Linked DNA regions of Homo sapiens: region 1 is linked to region 2. Evidence: chromatin loops called from intact Hi-C (ENCODE). Cell type or tissue: IMR-90. All regions are shown on one strand. Links, peaks and the distances in the headings refer to the core of each region. The heading gives the core; the rest is flanking DNA. Region 1 overlaps LOC124903082 (a long non-coding RNA gene). Region 2 has its middle 230 kb from the start of TBX3.

Region 1 (5,382 bases), core at 230-5,229, 430 kb before region 2:
CTGGATGATTCTACTTTTAGTGTTTTTTTCTAAAGAAATAAATATGCAGAAATATTTTGCCATCAGCTAATTCATTGTTGCAAATAATAGCAGAGTTGGTATGACCTTTATGGAAAACAGTATGGAGGTTCCTCAAAAAATTAAAAATAGAGGCTGGGCGTGGCGGCTCACGCCTGTAATCCCAGCACTTTGGGAGGCCGAGGTGGACATATCACCTGAGGTCGGGAGTTCAAGACCAGCCTGACCAACATGGTGAATCCCCGTCTCTACTAAAAATACAAAATTAGCCGGGCATGGTAGCGCATGCCTGTAATCCCAGCTACTTGGGAGGCTGAGGCAGGAGAATCGCTTGAACCCAGGAGGTGGAGGTTGCAAGCTGAGATCACGCCATTGCACTCCAGCCTGGGCAACAAGAGCAAAACTCCGTCTCGAAAAAAAAAAAAAATAGAGCCACCATATGATCCAGAAATCTCACTACTGGTTATACATCCAAAGGAAGTGAAATCAGCGTGTCAAAGAGATCACTGAACTCCCATCTCCCATGTTCGTGGCAGCATTAGTCACAACAGCCAAGTTATGGAAGCAACCTATGCCCACTAACAGAGCAACATATAGATGAAGAAAATGTGGTAGATATACACTGTGGAATAATATTCAGCTTTATTTTAAAAATCCTGTCATTTGTGGCAATGTGCAAGAAACTGGAGGACATTATGCTAAGTGAAATAAGCCAGCCACAGAACGACAAATATTGCATGATCTCTCATTTATATGTGGAATCTAAAAACATTTAACCCATATAAACAGAAAGTAGAATGCTGGTTTTCAGGGGCTAGTGGAGGGGGTGTGGTTGTTGGGGAGATGTTTGCCAAAAGACACAAAATTTCAATTAGATAACAGGAATAAATTCAGAAGATCAGCTTTACAACCGAGTGACTAGAGTTAATGATGTACTGTGTTCTTAAAGAAGAAAAAAATATAATGGCCAAAAAAATTAGAACCTGAATATTCAACAAAAAAGACTGGTTAAATACGTCATAGAATATTACAGCCTGAGAAAATGATGTCATCTATAAAATCCAAGATATAGAAATGATAAGAAAAAAAGACAGTATGCAAAAATGTGCGTACAGAGTGATCTCCATTTAAAACACAGTCACTCCCAGCTTATGCAAGAGTTTTTATTTTGGAAAGTCTTGTGCAATTCAAATTTTGCATAAGTCAAAAAGATCCTTTGTAGTCACTGCATATTTTAAAGTTGCAAAACTTTTGATGTGCCTTTTGTGTGCATGTAATTCGAACTGTCATTCAGATTTTTTCCTTTTTATTGTTGAAGTAGCCAGGGTTCACAAGAAAGGGAGCGAAGAGTTTTTTGAATATCACCCATAGTGTTGGTTGTTTAATCAGTGCTTGGTAAACACTTGTTGGATTTATTTGTAGGAGGCTGTGATGGTTTTACTGATGCTTATCAAATATTTCTGGCTCTTCATCTTTCCCAAATGTAATAGACAATCTCAGCTCTCCTTGCAGTTAGTTAGGGTCATGTGATTAAATCTAGCCAATGAGTTGTGAACTTCTTGATGGGCATTTAATGCCAGTGAGAGATCCACCAGAGATCTTTTTTCCTCTGCTCTTGAGAATGGCAGTATTCCAAATGATAGTTCCTCCATTATCCTTATTCTTAAAGGGAGGATGGCATGGAGCAGAGCCCTCAGCCAGCCTGTGATGAACATGCAGCATGCACAAGAAATGAGCCCTTGTTATTTCAATCCATCAAGATTTGGGGGATGTTTGTTACTGCCACAAATCCTAGCCCCTTGACACTCAAAGAGTGACCTGCAGACTGGCTGCATCAGCCTCATCTGGGGGTTTGTTAGAAATTCAGAATCTTGGACCCTTCTTTCAGACCTGCTGAATCAGGGACTGCATTTTTTTTGTTTTTTTGTTTTTTTGTTTTTGTTTTTGTTTTTTTGAGACAGAGTCTCACTCTGTCACCCAGGCTGGAGTGCAGTGGTGAGATCTCAGATCACTGCAGCCTCCGCCTCTTGGGTTCAAGCGATTCTCATGCCTCAGCCTCCTGAGTAGCTGGGACTACAGGGATGCACCACCATGCCCAGCCAATTTTTGTATTTTTTGGTAGAGACAGGATTTCACCATATTGGCCTGTCTGATCTTGAACTCCTGACCTCAAACGATCCACCCACCTCAGCCTCCCAAAGTGCTGGGATTACAGGCATGGGCCACTGCACCCAGATCTAGGAGCTGCATTTTAATAAGGGGCCTCGGGTGATCTGTGCACATAATAAGAATCCCAGAGTTCTGCTCTAGCCTATCTGGAATGATACTCAGGCGAAGGGAGGCAGAATCCGTGGAAGTTGAGAAGTGTACGCAGAAGCCTGCATTCCAGCAGGTAAGTCACTTAGCTTCTCTGAGTCTCAGTTTTCTCATAGAGATTACAGTGAGAATCCAATAAAAATAACATACACTTCATAATGTATATTTTAAAATAAAATATATTATGTATATTTACTATTATATATATTTACCAATAATGCACATTCAATAATGTACATCATGGGTCCTAGTAAATGCTCAATAAATGATCGTGGGCATTATCATGTCAGAAAGGGTATAGATTGCCAAATGCCGGGACTGGAGTCTTGGCTTTCTAAAGATCTTTTCCATTACCTCTGCAGCAAGAACGACATCTTCTAAAGACTCAAGATGGCCTCTAATGTAAGGATTCAGTAAATATTGATTAACTAACCCACCCACGATGAGGTTCCTGTCAACCACTTAATCACCTTCAAATGGCATGTTTATTTACTTAATTCTTCTTCTGCCCTGTTTCTGCAGCTTCATGGCCTAATTCCCTGATCCTCCAACCAGGAGGCCTCCCCAGGCCTGAAAGAAGTGTTTGTAAAGGTAAGAACAGCTGTTAGCTTTGCATGCTTTTGTAGGATCAATGTTCTATCCCTCTTATGCCTACAGAGGGCCACTTTCTCTGAGAACTATGGAGAAATTGTTCAGCAGTAGCTAATAAACACACACACACACACACACACACACAAAACACACACACACTCTTTCTATTTCTATCTAAGGCAGAGAAAAGTGAATACCCCAGGGAAAGGACCTGGGTAAACACAATGGTGATTAGACTGTTCACCACTTGCTTTTCCTGGAGAGAACGTCTATAGTATGTTTGTTCATTCCACCCTAAATCTTCCTGTGAGGAAGAAAATGCAGGGATTATTTATCTTTTTGTATTATGGAGAAACTGAAGTTAAGTGGCTCCCTAAGGCCATAGAAGACAGTGCCTACCAGGGCAGTGTTTGGAGTCAGGCAGGCCTGGGGATGAAGCAAGGGACCACCGAGGACGAGCCTGCGGCATCCTGAGTGCAGTATTTAACTCTCTAAGCCTCAGTTTCCACATGCAGCTCCTCCCGGCTGGGAAAGCCCCGCCCCATGCACTCTGTGATGTCGATTTTGAGTTGTTTTTAAAATGAAGGGGTTGGATGCAATTATCTTTACAGAACTTTCCCATGCATGGAGCGTTAACTCATCTAATCTTCCTAATGAGAAGAAGAAATTGAGACAGAATCAGAGAGAAGAAATATAGGGGAAGAGAGAGAGAGAAAGAGAGAGAGAGGGAGAGCTGCTTATGGGAAACAGCATTTCATCCTTTATTAATAACAACCACATAAACCCAAACTACACTCAAAAAACTGAAGCCCACTATGAGAAGGAAATGATGCTGAATCTCTGACACGGGGACCAGCAGTCCCAGTTTGCCAGGGACTAAGGAATTCCTAGGACATGGGACTTTCAGTGCTAAAAGTCCCAGGAAACCCAAGGTGAGTTGGTCACCCTCATCTTTGATCAGGCCACAGAGATTACAAACTGGCCCAGAAAAGGTGGCATTTCAGGGAATGCTGGGGCATATGTAAAAGAGAGTGTGGCTAGAAATTTCAAGAGAGGAATTGAAAATCTCCATGGGCACCCACCACCCTCCTTCCTCATGCATGGCCTTGTCTGAGCTGAGGTTTGCAAGGGTGGGGTTGCTGGGCCAGGGGTTGGATCAATTTTTGGTAGGAGAGGGAGGTGGAGAGAGAATGGGAGGAATTGAAGCACAGAAGCTCTTTAGAAGGTAGACACCAACTAGCAAAACTCTAAGAATACATTCAAAATTGGAAATCATGAATGTATCACAAGACATTTTTTAAAAAGATGGGGATCATGTAATTATAGAGGAGACGAAGGCTTGCTTTTCCCTGGCATTCCCTTCTGGCAGGGAAAGAAACCAACAGGGCAACTTCATCACGCTGATTCCTTCACGCTCTGGCAGGCAAGTGATAAAATTATCAGATGAGGGTCCCCAGTCTCGTCTCCTACAGCCACTTTCGCCAAGTGTGCCGTGTCTAAAATAATGAAGGTGGCCTGATTAAATGTTCCCTGGCTGCAACCGCTGTGCTAATTTGGAGATGGGCTTATTAGTTTAATGACCGCTCCAAATCATCAGAATTCATTAGCGTTAGTGCCGCGGCTTCATCCGACCTCAGCCCAAGGCTCCAGGCTGCCACCTTCGCCGTCGCCATGTCTCTATTTATATCACCCCTACTTCTCGGGGAGGACAGTGTGTGTGTGCGTGTGTGTGTGAGAGAGAGAGCAGGCACGCATACACGTGTATATGTGTGTGTACACATGCCAGCACCACAACTGGGACTTTCTATGCACTTTATCTGCGTAATGATTTTAGCTTTTCTTCCCCCAAAGAAAAGTTGTTGTAGCCTTTTTCTGTTTTTAACACCTCAATACATGTGCAAAGAGGGGCTCCTAAAGTGCTTTGGTGAAATATTCTTTTTCATTAGACTAAGGAGGGGAAAACCCAAATTGCTTACAGTGACCCACAGGCTCTACCTGGCCACCTACCCTCCACCTGCTGGGGGGTATCTGATTTCATCTCCTGCACAGTTCTTTTCCTCACTCTCCTCCAGAGGCACAGACTTCCCATAATGCTCCTCAAACATACCAGGCATGATTGCCACCTCAGGACCTTTGCACTCACTGCCTCCTCTGCCTGAAACTCCTTCCCGAGATGGCATCATGGAATACTCCCTTACCCCCAATTGTTGTTCAAATGTCACCTCGGGGAGGCCTATTCTGGCCATCTTATTTAAAATCATAACCTCCCTAATACCTCCCCCTCCACTTCACTCTGCCTTATTTATTCCTATCAAATACACTATGTAATTTACATACATATCATATTTAATGCCTGACCCCCCCTACACACACTGTGTCACTGTTGCCTGTTTTGTCTACTGTTATATTCCCAGTGCTTAGAACTACCAGAGAGTTGGTGCTCAATACATAGTTGTT
Region 2 (5,382 bases), core at 252-5,251:
TCTCAAAAGCGTCTGAGAGCTGGAATTGAGGCTCAGGCCAGAGACCTCTGGACCTCTGCCCTCTGTGATTATATGGGCATTTTCCTCCCGTAGCAGAATGGATCATCATTTTGCACATTCCTATGCCCTTCATCACACTAGTGTAAATGTTTGCTTGCTTGTCTCTTTCCCACACTAAGTTGAGAGCTCCTTGCTGCAGGCACTAAGGTTATTAGCCTTTAGCCTGGTGGCAATGATTATGATGACAGCTACCAATTCTGGAGAGTTTATCATGTGCCCCACCCCAGGGCTGATATCAAGCCAGGTGGTGACCATTCTGACTGCTTATGCATGGGTTGTGCTGAGTGTTAAATAATCCAGTATGATCCCTGCCAAGCACTATGCTAAGTGTCTTTGCCTGTCTTTTCTTCCTGAATCTTTACAGCAGCTCTCTGAGGTGGCTACTGCTGTTATCATCCCATTTTACAGATGAAGAAACTGAGACCCAGGGCAGCAAGATTATATTTGCCTGAAGTCACCCACTTAGTCCATGGTGGATGGAGCTAATTTCTAGCTAACTATAATTAGCCTGAAAAACAGTTCTTTTATTCATTCATTGATTTATGCATCAGTTTCCTTATTCATTCAAGAAATTTACACTGAGCATAGTATTCATGATCTGTGGCCCCATGACAAGTTACCTCAAAACTTAGTGGCTTAAAACAAAACCAAGCATTTATAAACTCATTTTTGTGGGTCACCAATTCAGGAGTGGCTTAGCTGGGTGGTTGTGTTTCAGGGCTGCTCATAAGGCTGCAGTTACAAACGTCACCTAGGTCTATGGTCTCATCTGAAAGTTTGACTGGGGCTGGAGGATCTACTGCCAAGACAGCTCACTCCCATGGCTGTTGGCTGGAGACCTCAGTTGTTCACTTCATGGACTTCTCCATGGGGCTGCTAGAGAATCCTCACCACATGGCAGCTGGTTTCCCCTGAGCAAGTGACCCAAGAGAGAGCAAGGTGGGCATTGCAATGTCTTTTGTGATCCAGCCTCAGAAGTTGCACAACATTATTTTTGCAATGTCTTATTGGTTATACAGGCCAGACTTCTTCAGTGGCATTGGGGGTTGGGGGGTAGGATTTATACAAGGGCCTGGACACCAGAAGGCAAGGTCATTGAGAGCCATCTTAGAGGATGCCTACAACAAGCAACTACTCTGAACCACAACCAAATGTAGGCATCTGAACAATACAGAGCTCCTGATCTAATGGGGATGACAGGCATTACTTATGTAATCACATAAAGGAATACATGGGATTGGGGGCTGGGAGACTAATTATATGCTTCTCTTAGAGTGTGGAATAGTGGGACAGTGGTAAGTCTTCTTATGTTTTAACTACCCATAAAGCTGTACCAATGCATCCCAACTTAATGTCAGCCCTGGCTGCAGTTAACATGGTTCTTGCCCTTGTATCCCCAATTTCTCCTCCATTGAGGGGAAGCCATCAATATCTCCTATCTCAAATCGCAAAATAAAACCTCGTAAACCTGGTCACTAGAAAAGCACTCAGTAATGCCTGTTATGGGTTGAATTGTGTCAACTCTAAAAAGGTATGTTGAAGTCTTAAACCCCTAGTACCTGTAAATGTGACCTTATTTGGAAAAAAAAAAAAAAAAAAGGCCATTGCAGATTGAGTAATCAAGTTAAGATGAGCTCGTACTATGGTATGGTAGGCACTCCTGCAATATGACTGGTGTCTTTATCAAAGGAGAGAAATTTAGACCCAGACGCAAATTTAGGCACACATATGAGGACACAGACGCAGGGGAGAGCATCATGTGAGATGGACAAATGCAGCTGCAAGCCAAGGAACTTCAAGGATTGACAGCGCCCACAGAAGCTGAAAAAAGCAAGAAAGGAGCTTATTCAGAGTATTGAAGGAAGCATGGCCCTCCTGACACCTTCATTCCAGACTTCAGCCCCCAGAATTCTGAGATAATAAATTTCGGTTGTTTTAAGCCACCTAGTTTGTGTGGTATTTTGTGTCAGCAGCCCAGGAAACTAATACAATACTCAAATGTTGAAACGAAACTTTAGGTTCATTTCCAGCTCAGCATTTCCATTGTACGGATGAGCAAAGAGATGAGACCCTGTTAGAGGAAAGTAGTTGCCCAAGGTTACCAAGCAAATGTGTGCCCAAACTAGGCCCAATCCCCCAGTCTAGGGCTTAGAAGATACCTTTTTTGTTTGTTTGTTTCTTGTCATCATCAGGCTCCGGTCATCCTCAATGCTGTTATCATTTATTTTTGCTGCAAGAAAGAAGGAGGCTGCGGAGTCTGTGTTTTCCAGCTCCGCCAGGCAGTCTGTTTTTGCTGGCTTTGCATGAAAACAGCCAGGCTGTTGGCTCTGCGGGGTAACAGGCTGACTCGGGGTGTGATGTGAGTTGTAAGTACAATGACAGACGGCTCCGGGAACAGCCCTGGGCACCGTCTAGCAGAGTGAACCAGAAAACCACAGCACGTCAAGAGCATCTAATGGCACCATGTGGTTTCTTAACGCCGCTCTCTGCCCTCCCTGCCAGGGTGCTTGTGAGCCCAGTGGGACTTTCTAAGTCTTTGTATCACTCCTTGAAGAGGAGTACGAGGGGAAGAAGAAGGAGGAAGGGTTTCTGCTTGAAGGCCTCAAAGAATTCATTTTAGTACACATAATTACAGCCTTTTATGCCAACTCTGATTCAAAGGTGCATAATTTTTGGCATGCCCAAATAACATAGAGGATGGGACCCGGTAACAACAAAAGATGGAACAAATAAAGAGCTGAGTCAGGCAGCATCTAGGAACTGGAAACTGTTGGATGGCACTAGAGCCATGAGTCAGCCCCCTTGGAGATAGCCTCACTGCAGGATGGACACACAAGCCAAGCACTTACAGATGACCTTTCCTCGCCTTCAGCCATGATGTTGGCCTTCAGGAAGTGAGACAGCATCAACCTTCTGCCTGTCCTTGTAGCCAGAACATCTGGTTTGAGACACTGGAGAACTTGTCTGATTCAGGAGAAACTAGGGGATTTCTCTGCAGGCAAGCGGATTACAGCGTCCTGAGGCTGTCCCTGACTTTGAAATCCACAGAAGTTTCAGCCCTGGCTCAGTTGTTCATTTGCTACAGGACAAAGTCAATTTGCACCCCTGAACTTCAGATTCTTCATGTGTAAAATAGAATATTAATACCTTCTGTGGAGGGTTATGAAGCATCACCCACAAGCTTCCATTATGGACCCTGAAGTGAGATGACCAGTAGATATGGAACCTGGCCCTCTCCTCCTACTTGCCAGCTGGGAAATTTGAGGGAAGACACTTCAAATCTCCGTGGCTCAGTTTTGTCCCCCTCAGTGTGGATCTGTAGTGGATGTTATGGGGCTAGGCCCATACTCTCCCTACACCATGCCCATGCAGGCCGATTCAATGGCTTCTGACTGTAACCGTGAGTACCTACGATTCTTTGCCTGAGGGATTTATTTGGCCTGCATGTGGGACCTGCTAGAAATTGACTCCTGGAGGAGCCCTGCACTGTGATTGACTGGAGTTGGGGCCTGATCACCCCAACTTCCTTGCCATTTGGTGAGACAGCCCTGGGGTGCATCCTTCCTACAGATTCCCACAGGGACCACATCCGAGTTGCCCACAGTAGGGATGCTGGTGACATGGGGTGAGGGCTGAGACTTGATGAACTTCTTTCCTTTCCCATCTTACCTCTCCACTTCCTTGCACATGCTTCTTGAGATCTCCTCTCAAATTCTCCACTTAGACTCAAATCCTGTCTCAGGGTCGGCTCCTGGAGGACCCTGATCTCAGCACTGCCTCACAGAGTTACCGTTAGGATGAAATAAACAAATAGATAGAAAATTCTTAGAGGAGTGTCTGTTAGATGGCAGGATGGAGATAAATGATTAGTCTGATCATTGTGAGGATTTAAATAATCTGGGAGCCAGGCTCGGTGGCTCATACTTGTAATCCCAACACCTTGGGAGGCCTAGGCAAGAGGATTGTTTGAACACAGGGGTTCGTGACCTGCCTGGGCAACGTAGCAAGACCTCGTCTTATAAATAAATTTTTAAAAATAAAAAATAATAATAATCTGGCATGTGCCACATATAAAGCACCTTAGCCTAGTGCTGGGCACAGAGTAAGGGCTCCAACCATGACTGTGTCATTTTGCAGATGTGGAAACTGAGGTTCAGAGGCCTGAAGCAACTGTCCTGAGGTTGCTTTCCATAGTGGTGGAGTTCCGATGTAAACCTAGATTGATCCTGCTCCTTACAACCTCCTCAGAGGGAGAAAAGGGGAGCAAAATCGTGGCTATTAGGACAAAGTGTTAACATCGACCCCCGAGCCTCCCTTTCCTTGGTTAGCTGAGAATCCGGGAGCTTGAACAAAAGCAGCTTCGGAGCCTCAAGCCCTGCAGATACAAGGCATGTAGAAACAAAGCCGTGTCTCTAAGTCCTGGCTGGTGACCCATCCCCCGAAGCTATCCATCATCTTGAACAGGGATTTTATGCACCCTGTACGCCAATCACCTCTTCAATTACCTCTCAGGAGGAGGGAGAAGCCCAGTGGTATCTGATGTCCCATTTGATTTAGGGTAAGTCACACTTAAGAGGGCATCTGAGGTTAAAGAACACAGAATTCTGGGCCTGTTTATAAATCAACAGGCTTGAGGTTTTCATTATTCACCTTCTAGATCATGGAGCGATATGACTCACTGGATCATAAAAGAGATCAAATAGCTTTGTTGCTAATAATTCTTTCCCTGACCCACTCTCTGGCACATTTGGTTTGTAAACAGAGTTTTAATGGCATCCCTTGGACATAATAACGTAATTTCTTTATAGCACCTTGGCCGCCTTGCCACTCTCGGCTGTAATCAGATTTAGGTTTAAGCCTCCCTCATTTGTGGGAGCTAATGTTGTTTGGTGTTTTAAGAACTACTTAGGGCTGGGGATATTGCCCTTTGAAAGGATTGAACCAGCTCCTTTCAGAACACAGCACTCTGATGAGTCTGGCCTAGAAGCCATGGATAGTGTTCCTGGGACCCAGAACTCTGAGATCCCTGACTCTGGCCCCCATCCAGGTTCCCCAGGGAAAACCCTTCCTATGCAAGTCCTCAGTGACCTCAAAGGTTGTCTCTAAAATTGTCAGGAATGTCGAATCAGCTCTTGAAGTCACCTATCATTGTATGGGTGAGACAGGATTGTTCATTAATTCACCATTACATACAAAGATGCTCCAGGTTTGAAGGTAGTAAGGGGGTGGCTTGGTGATGACAAAATAGTGTGAGAAACAAGAAAAAAAAATGTTGAGGGGTCATTAAAAGGATGGAAAATATCCTTCAGGACAAGCTTTCCC

What was found. Peaks named below come from ENCODE experiments on the same cell type or tissue, not always from the same donor. Only the 100,000 strongest peaks of a DNase experiment are listed, where the experiment ranks them.
Region 1: a loop joins it to region 2, with 2.4 times the contacts of the local background. A loop is called at or near these places in 2 of 110 quality-filtered maps.

The regions. Positions count from the first base shown.
Region 1 is chr12:115,347,546-115,352,927 of GRCh38, reverse strand. It overlaps LOC124903082 (a long non-coding RNA gene), which reads left to right. Exons shown (of 11, transcript XR_007063592.1): 2 at 2,857-2,925. Among named protein-coding and RNA genes, the nearest start is that of LINC02463, 540 kb to the left of the region's middle. In IMR-90, for the core only: a CTCF peak has its summit at 3,013; no DNase peak of the experiment used is centred there.
Region 2 is chr12:114,913,810-114,919,191 of GRCh38, reverse strand. No RefSeq gene overlaps it. Among named protein-coding and RNA genes, the nearest start is that of TBX3, 230 kb to the right of the region's middle. In IMR-90, for the core only: no CTCF peak of the experiment used is centred there; DNase peaks (open chromatin) are centred at 2,941 and 4,721.